Linked DNA regions of Mus musculus: region 1 is linked to region 2. Evidence: chromatin contacts called from ENCODE Hi-C or POLR2A ChIA-PET data. All regions are on one chromosome and are shown on one strand. Each heading gives the region's core, a stretch centred on a gene start or an enhancer-like site at or near the end of the contact. The rest is flanking DNA. Distances are from core to core; before and after follow the strand shown. Region 1 has its middle 15 kb from the start of Pstpip1. Region 2 holds the start of Rcn2 (reticulocalbin 2).

Region 1 (4,373 bases), core at 1,288-3,787, 33 kb before region 2:
AGAGTGTTCCCATGTAATCCAGGCTACCACTAGAAGCAACAGCCCTCCTTAGCCTCCCAAGTTACCATTCATATTGCTAGTGGCACGGGTTGGACGCACAGCTTTGTACGAGCGTGGCAAGTACTCTACCAGACGAGTCACCTCCCCAGAGTGTGCTTACTGAGATCTTTTGAACTTAACACTTACTTTTTTTTTCTAACCTGTTCTCCTCACAACCCAGCATCCTTCCTCTTCTAAAGCCGTTAGCAGCCTTGCTGCCCAGGCCACAGCTCTGGCCTCCTCTGAGCAGTCAGGCTCAGATAGGCTGGAATAGGCAGCACCTTCACCTTGTGCAGAGACATGGTGATGGACTCAGCCATGGACCCTTGGTGTACATCCCTTCCTCTGATCCTCACAGAAAAGAAGCAGCAACTGTGACCTTCCACCAACAGCTGCACAAAGTAGGCTCTGGGCTTAGGGTTTGCTCAAGTTGTTATAGGGAGTTGAGTTCCAGAGCTAGGATTCAAAGCTCTGCTTCCCAAATGCATGCTTGTCTTTGAGAAGGACAGCAGACATGGCACTGGATAAGTAACTCTCTTCTCCTGGTCAGGTTTTGTCACCCCTCTGAGAAATGAGGCTGTTGGTGCTCAGTGCATCCAACTGTCCCCTTTCTCAGAGAGTCCATGAAAAACAACAACAACAACAACAACAACAACAACAACAACAACATCCCAATGCTGTTATTCATAGCCTCTGTCCCCACTGAAGGCAGCTTGGAATCTTGGGGAATAGAGGACTGTAGGGTATCCATATGAGGCCACATCCAGTTAACTCCTTGTGGGTGGCCATGAGCTAGATAAAAGCTGCTGTCCCTCAACACAGGCAGAGAGCCTGAGGCTTTCTCACGCAGTCTTACATAGATATAAGTGTATGGGTAGCCCAAGGCATCCCCTCCCTATATGCTGCCTTAACCACTGGCCTGGGATCTGAGGATTACAGACAGGCCTCACACTGGCTCTGATCAGCAATTATAACCAAGAAGATCTAAGAAATACAATGGATATGCCCTCCCCACCGCAGCCCCAGCACATACTCTGCCTAGAGAAACCAGCATAATAACAGCCTTGACCAGCACAGTCTCCCATCAATCCCAGGAAGGTAGTCTGGGGCCCTGGGGCTCACAGAGAGTCTTTCTACAGCTACCCAGCAGTTAAGGGGCTTGGCTGGATGCCTTCCCAGGCCTGCACTTAGCGATACCCCCCTCCCCAGACTGTTTGTCCACTTGCTGTTGCAGGGTCACTGAGCCTGCACCCAGAGACAGGGCTGTAGAAGGAGCAAGATACAGCCTCTGTTCTTGGAGAGTTTATAGTTCAGAATGAGGCCCCAGACAGGGTTTAATAACAGAGGGTTAAAAAGCTGTCGCTACAGGAAGTGAAGTGTCAGAGAGCGGCTGCGGCATCTGCTGTTGAATGAAAGGCTGGCTGGCCAACTGAAAGAGGAAGCTGTTTAGAGAGCAGGAGAGGACAGGAGTGATTCGAAGAGGTAGGCCTTGAGACAGGGGTCCAGAGGGCAAAGAAAAGCCTCCTTTAAGCAGGGAGGTAGTGGTGCACGCCTTTAATCCCAGCACTTGGTGGGTTTAAGGCCAGCCTAATTTACAGAGTGAGTTTCAGGACAGCCAGGGACACAAAGAGAAACCCTGTCTCAAAAAACAAACAAAACAAGACAATCTCTCCAATTGTTGTGTGGCTGTTTCTACCTGTGACTAAGGCCACCCTGTCCCTCAGTTCTTAGACAGAAAACAGGCAAAAAGGAGATGGAATCTCAATGCCAGGCAGGGTGTCAGGCAGGGTGTGGGAGCGAATCTCTTCTAGGCCACACTGGGAAAGGCCTGAATCAATAGAACAGATTCCTGAGTCTAGGACAAAGTTGGGTACTGAGTAAGGTTGGGGCTGGCCAAGCTATAACACCGGAGGGGCTGGTTGTCCAGGGTTACAGTTAGGCAGAGCCAACATCCTGAAGGTTTTTTCCTCTGCTCTTACTGTGTGTTCTTGTCTGCTCTTACTGTGTGTTCTTGTCCCTGTCTCCTGGGAGATGACCTTGGTTCAAGCGCTGGCCTTGAGTTGTTAAAGAACAGCGACCCCTGGAGGTCAATAGGATGTAGCGGTGGAAATCAGCACAAGCACCTCTGAAACCCTGAGCCTGGGCCAGGAAGCAACCATTCTTTGTTTGGTGTAAGACTCTAGAGCTTCCTGTGGTGGCTTCTGCTCATTAGTGAAGCTGCCCCTGTTCAGACACTTAAATGATAGGAACAGATGAGAAGACCTGGCATGGAGGTGCCATATGATGCCAGTATGCCCCAGTCCTCTAATTCTGCTCGCCCTTTTTCAGCCCTCAGCGCCCTGATCCTGAGCTGTGCACCCCGGGACAAGCTCAGTATTTGGTACTTTCAAGCAAATCCTCTGGAGAGCTCAGTGCTCTCAACTGGACTCCAGGGTGTATTCTTCCAGCGCAGAGGAAATGGTGTCGCTGCGCAACAGTTCTGACCTTCCTACTCAAATCCCATTGAGTTCAGTCTAGAGGTACGGGAAGATGGGGAGGCCTCGTGGCTCTTCAAACTTCCAGAGTTACGACTCTGCCAGGCGCAGAGAAGGGGTATTGGCGTCTGCTGTGCTAACACGTTTCCAGACTAAAACCTTTTTTATGAGCCTCATGACTCAGGTATCTTGTGTTGAGAAATGAGAAGCAACTGGAGTCCACCAGCCTGGGAATGGATGAGACATGGAAGCAGAAAGGAGGAGACTAGACGAGATCGTGACACACATCGCTGCCGTACACTAGAAATAGATGCATTGATACAAGCTTATATTTGGCAACATGTTATTATTTCTGGTGTTAATAAAATTGATATGCATGCAGCTTCCTCCCACTTCAGGTTAGACTCAAAATACATTTATACATTTATAACATGTTTTTACCTGCAAACTGGACATGAACTTTATAGAACAACGTATGTGTCTCACCTACATCATATGTCCTTCGATTAGCAAGTTTTAAAGACTCATATACATTTGAGATATTTTAGTGGTATTAAAAGATTTATTTTTATTTTATATCTAGGAGTGTTTTACCTGTGTGTATCTATGTGCAGTGCCCGAGTAGGGTTCCAGACCCCTGGTACTGGGCTAACAGACAGTTGTGAGCCACCGTGTGGTGCTGGGAATTGAACTTCCATCCTCTGGAGGAGCAGACAGTGTTCTTAACCACTGAGCTATCTCTTCAGCCTAGTGGTATCAACACTTTCTAATTTAATTTAAATTTTTATTTACAGGAAATAATTAACTTGGTTCCAATGTCAAATGTACAAAACTATACGTGTTCAAACTTAGTCCAGATAAATTTATGTTATATTTTTGTTTATGAGCCTAGCTGTTACCGATGTGTTTATAAAAAGTTTGGTGGATGTGTAGTGAGGTGTGGGGGAAGGGAGTGTCTCCAAGAGCCCATGCTGAGGCATCCCTTCCCCCTGAGGGATCAGCCACATGACTGATACAGTATAGAATAGAGTTTATTTAGGGTATGGGGAGGGGAGTTGAGAGGGTAGTAGAGACAGAGAAAGGCAGAGGGCGGAGAGTAGAGAAGAGGAGTGGAGGAGTAGAGGCCAGCCATGAGCTGGAGGAGAGATAGGAGGGAGGGGGATGGGGAGGGGGGGGAAAGGGTGAGGGAACAGAGAGGGACCAAGAAGGCAAGAGCAAGAGAGAGCACTGAGGTAGCAAGCAGCCCCCTCCCTTTTTTTTTTTTTTTTTTTTTTTTTTTTTGGGTTTTTTGAGACAGGGTTTTTCTGTAGAGCCCTGGCTGTCCTGGAACTCACTTTGTAGACCAGGCTGGCCTTGAACTCAGAAATCCGACTGTATCTGCCTCCCAAGTGCTGGGATTAAAGGTGTGCACCACCACCGCCCTGCAAGCAGCCCCTTTTATAGAGAGTCAGGCATACATAACTGTGAGGCGGAGCTAACTGTTGCAAAGTAACTGTGGGGCGGAGCTTAGACAAAATGCTAATAGTTACCATTTCTCCAGCCCTCAGTTTCTTTTTCATCTCTTCCACCATCTCTCCCCTTCTTTCTACTGTAGTGGCATCTTGCTGGGTTATCCTTCCATTCCTATCTGTTTTCAATATAAACTTTTACAAGTCAGACACACTTTTTCTTTTGTAAGAATTTGTCATCTATGAAGACAGACTTTCTTCTTTTTTTTTTAGTGCTGTTTAGTACTTTTCCTGCTTGAGCTTGTCTTTTTGTTTGTTTGATTAACCCATCGATTGACCTTCTGGCAGACAGATAAGCCAGACTGAGGAGGATGCTGTCTGGACTTTATCCTTAGAATGATCTGGAGCTGCG
Region 2 (4,671 bases), core at 1,100-3,599:
CAACCATCCATTGACCCAACTTATAATCATCACTATTTCAGTTAATAAAACTGAGGTTCAGAAAGGCCCAAGGTTTCACAGCTAAGAGTCTATAGACCCTCACCTGCTTTTGGCTTCAGAGCTCTAACAATGGTGTTTTGTTACCTCTTGAGAACGTCTACTATTTTTAAAGTTGTGGGTCTCTCCTTATTGCCCAAGCTGGTCTGCGTTTTTTGGTTTAAGTGTGCCTCAGGGCCTTTGGGCCCAGCTTTAGACTCCAAGCTCTGGCCCTCAAAACTCAAATCAGTAACGTTCTCTTAAGGGTCCTCCAGAGGTTTGTGTTTCCTTAAGCACAACGAGTGTTTCTTCTACCTTAAAGGACTTAGTGGAGCCTAGTAGGAAGCAGAATGTATCAGGGACCAGAAGCACAGGCTCACATTGCAGCTTGGCCCTAAACCATAGCTTACCTTTCAAACTCTTTACCTATAAAATGAAGATCAGACTATTTAAGCACATCTAGACCCCAACAAGTACTAAAGTCTTCTAGATCAACTCCATTTGTAAACAAGGCAGACCACTATCCTTCTATTAGCTTAGAGATTTCATCATGGTTTAACAGGAACAAGCCTGAGGGCACCAATGTGACTATTTATTGACAGCATTTCCCTGTTCCGTAACTTCATTATCTGGATGCTGACCAACACTAAAAGGAGAGACACCACAAACAGCTTGCTGTCACAAGGACAGATTCTGAACCTTCAAAAGATCAACCCAGAATACCTGATAGTATAGGTAGAATTCTGATAGATTCAAGGTTCACTTGAGGAAGAAATTGCTAGTAATTTATTTAGAATATTCTTTTACACTGTACGTTCCATTTCTGCCTAAGAACATACCTAAGAGCACTCTTTTGTTGTTTGTTTTGAATGAAGAACATTAAAAATTGAATTAAGGCTAAGAGCTGAATTCCACTCCTGGGTTTGCCATTTATTTAAAAATAAGGTTTTCCCTCCTGAATGTGACTTTCTTCAACTCTATGAAGAGATAGATAAGCTGGTTCTAAGTCCCCATTAGCACCATTTTTTTTAATGTTTCGATATAATTCACATTTGATGGGATGTTTCTATTTGCTAATTGTTATAATAAACTAATAAAAGCAGATTCTTAAAATTCCTACATACTGAAGGAATGTTGTATCATGTGATGTGCTAAGAAAGGTTTGGGCAAGTGTCTCTAAAATGAACCATACTATGGACAATGAGAAAAGTGATGTGAGGAAGAGTCTGTCTCAAGGTATGACTGGCAAACTTATTCTCTTAGGGCCAGTAACATTTACATACCATCAAAGCACTGATTTTACTTGTAGCCCACCTTCCAGGCATAAGAACTATTTTCCATATCACAGTTACTTTTAGCTTGTTAGAACACCAGCAATCTACTAGAATTCAATAGACAACAGTTTTTTTTTTTTAAATGTACATTAATTTCCTACAAAGGGCTTTCTCCATTGTTGGTGGTGCAAGTCAGTCCTTACTTTCAGTAAGAAAGCCATCAGAGTCCGAGTCAATTTTCTTTATGATCGACTGCAATCGTCTTTGCTGCTCTTCGTGGCCAAGTTTAACATACTCATCGACGTCTTCCTTTTGGGAGGGAAACCACACACAGGAGAATCAAGCATTACAATCAGTGGGGCGTGATGGTGGAAGGAAACAGAGCTACCACATGCCTCATTTGCCCCAGTGGTTTCAGGATGACCCACACTTCTCTTCAATACGCCCCCACTACCACTCTAAGTAATCCTGTCCCTGGATCCAGGAATAGAAAGAATCTTGTTCTGGAACTGCAACAGTACCACCAGCTTTACAGGCCTCAGGGTCTCCTAGAGCGAAAGCTGAGCCCCGCCCGGACCCCATTGTCAGGCCGCTCTTGCTAAGGCCTCTCTCTCTGGTCGTCCCGCTTTGTCACAGGACAAAGCCCATGGCGATGCGGTACCCAGCCTGGTATCCTCACCTGGACACCCAGCAGCGCTTCGCGGTCGTAGTCCGCCCGGTGCTCGCCCTGCGGGTAGTGCAGTTCCTCCGCCTTGCTGGCGCCAGCCACCGCGGCGTACAGCAGCAGCGGCAGCAGCAGTCCTAGCGCCGCGGGCCTTGGGCCCAGCCGCATCGCGCCCGCTCGGCGAGGACGCAGAAAGCCGCGAGGAGGGAGGCAGGCGGAGCCGGGGCTTGGCAGCCTTGCTTCACGGGCAGCCACAGAGGGGCGGCGCTGCATGTGGGGGGCGGGGGTCGTCAGTGGCGGCGGTGGCCGGGGCTCCACACCCCAGCCTGAAGTCTGTCGACTACTGCGTTGCTGAGGCCCGCCAGGCCCTGCCTTATATGGCCGCGGGGGCGGAGGCGGGTCCAGAGCGCTATACCTGTTGCTGATTGGGTCGTGCTACCCTGGGGGCGGGACCTTGCTATTGCCTCCTACTAGAATCTGCAGGCGAGCCAGCTGCTGGGGCCACGGGACCCCTGCGGGCCCCTTCACCTTTGCCGCCGTACCCTTGAGAAGATAGCCCCAATTCCACAGCACTTTGCCTTTTCCTTTCAGTCTCATTCATGGCGGGAAGTTCTTTGGCCATTCTGTGAGTCTGTCCTGGCTTCCATCAGTGGGAGAGAGAGCCTGGAGATTTTGGTGCAAAACAGCACAGTATTATATCTCAAAGAAATCAGAACAGACCAGCAGTATCCATTTCCCAGGCTTCAGTGTGCCTTAGTTAATTTCTCCACAGCAGGAAATACAGTATCAGGAATTGCAGCCAAATGTTTGCATCTGATGTTCAATTCATATGACCTGGTTAAAGTATTGGGCCCTTAACCTCTTTGAGCTTTTATAAAATAGGCAACATTTTTTTCTTTTCTGTTTTTTTTTAAAGGAGACATTTAAATAGTTGTAAAACACGAATTAAATAATGTAATTTCATCCATGGGGGTGTGGGAAAGGATAGTTGTATAGAAAAATAGAAAAGGACTTTTTTTTTTTTTTTTTTGAGGGAGGATGTTGTCTTTCACATCTCATAACTATTGGATTGAGAGCAGGAATCCTGTTCCAAACTGAAAACTGTGTGGGTATGATTACAAAAATTTCTTGGGCCAGACTGGAATTTTTTTTATTAGATATTTTCTTCATTTACATTTCAAATGCTATCCCAAAAGTCCCCTATACCCTCCTCCCCCCGCCGCTACCCTACCCACTCACTCCCACTTCTTGGCCCTGACTTTCCCCTGTACTGGGGCATATAAAGTTTGCTAGACCAAGGGGCCTCTCTTCCCAATGATGGCCAACTAGGCCATCTTCTGCTACATATGCAGCTAGAGACACAAGCTCTGGGGGGTACTGGTTACTTCATATTGTTGTTCCACCTATAGAGTTGCAGACCCCTTCAGCTCCTTGGGTACTTTCTCTAGCTCCTACATTGGGGGCCCTGTGGTCCATCCTATAGATGACTGTGAGCATCCACTTCTGTATTTGCCAGGCACTGGCAAAGCCCCACAGGAGACAGCTATATCAGGGTCCTTTCAGCAAAATCCCTCTGGCATATGCAATAGTGTCTGCGTTTGGTGGCTGATTATGGGATGGATCCCCGGGTGGGGCAGTCTCTGGATGGTCCATCCTTTCATCTTAGCCCCAAACTTTGTCTCTGCAACTTCTTCCATGGATATTTTATTCCTTATTCTAGGGAGAAATGAAGTATCCACGAGTTGGTCTTCCTTCTTGATTTTCTTGTGTTTTGGAAGTTGTATCTTGGGTATTCTAGGTTTCTGGGATAACATCCACTTATCAGTGAGTGCATATTAAGTGACTTCTTTTGTGATTGGGTTACCTCACTCAGGATGATATTCTTCAGATACACCCATTTGCCCAAGAATTTCATAAATTAATTGTTTTTAATAGCTGAGTAGTACTCCATTGTGTAGATGTACCACATTTTCTGTATCCATTCCTCTATTGAGGGACATCTGGGTTCTTTCCAGCTTCTGGCTATTATAAATAGGACTGTTATGAACACAGTGGAGCATGTGTCCTTATTACCAGTTGGAACATCTTCTGGATATATGCCCAGGAGAGGTATTGCTGGATCCTCCGGTAGTACTATGTCCAGTTTTCTGAGGAACCGCCAGATTGATTTCCAGAGTGGTTGTACAAGCTTGCAATCCCACCAGCAATGGAGGAGTGTTCCTCTTTCTCCACATCCTCGCCAGCATCTGTTATCACCTGAATTTTTGATCCTAGACAGTCTGACTGATGTGAGGTGGAATCTCAGGGTTGTTTTGATTTGCATTTCCCTGATGATTAAGGATGTTGAACATTTTTTCAAGTGCTTCTCAGCCCTTCAGTATTCCTCGGTTGAGAATTCTTTGTTTAGCTCTGTACCCCATTTTTAATGGGGTTATTTGAATTTCTGGAGTTCAGCTTCTTGAGCTCTTTGTATATATTGGATATTAGTCCCCTATCAGATTTAGGATTGGTAAAAATCCTTTCCCAATCTGTTGGTGGCCTTTTTGCCTTATTGACAGAATCTTTTGCCCTACAGAAGCTTTGCAATTTTATGAGGTCCTGTTTGTCGATTCTTGATCTTACAGCACAAGTCATTGCTGTTCTGTTTAGGAATTTTCCCCCTATGCCCATATCTTCGAGTGTTTTCCCCAATTTCTC

The links. A loop is a pair of places that touch in the nucleus more often than their neighbours do. ChIA-PET counts read pairs that join two places held with the same protein, here RNA polymerase II (POLR2A).
Region 1: POLR2A ChIA-PET joins it to region 2 with 47 read pairs in embryonic stem cell. The contact joins the enhancer-like site here to the promoter of Rcn2 in region 2. A Hi-C loop is called at or near these places in 1 of 37 maps with a recorded cell type or tissue (heart). POLR2A ChIA-PET finds 5 or more read pairs at or near these places in 4 of 5 experiments (Patski and embryonic stem cell).

The regions. Positions count from the first base shown.
Region 1 is chr9:56,073,160-56,077,532 of GRCm38, reverse strand. No RefSeq gene overlaps it. Among named protein-coding and RNA genes, the nearest start is that of Pstpip1, 15 kb to the left of the region's middle. Within about 2 kb of position 2,537, at least 1 of the 3 ENCODE cell types and tissues checked has a DNase peak (open chromatin) inside an H3K27ac peak, as active enhancers do; it is heart, where a contact is called at or near this core.
Region 2 is chr9:56,039,523-56,044,193 of GRCm38, reverse strand. Rcn2 (reticulocalbin 2) reads right to left here and starts at 2,349. Exons shown (of 7, transcript NM_011992.2): 1 at 1,990-2,349; 2 at 1,514-1,619. The coding sequence starts at 2,142.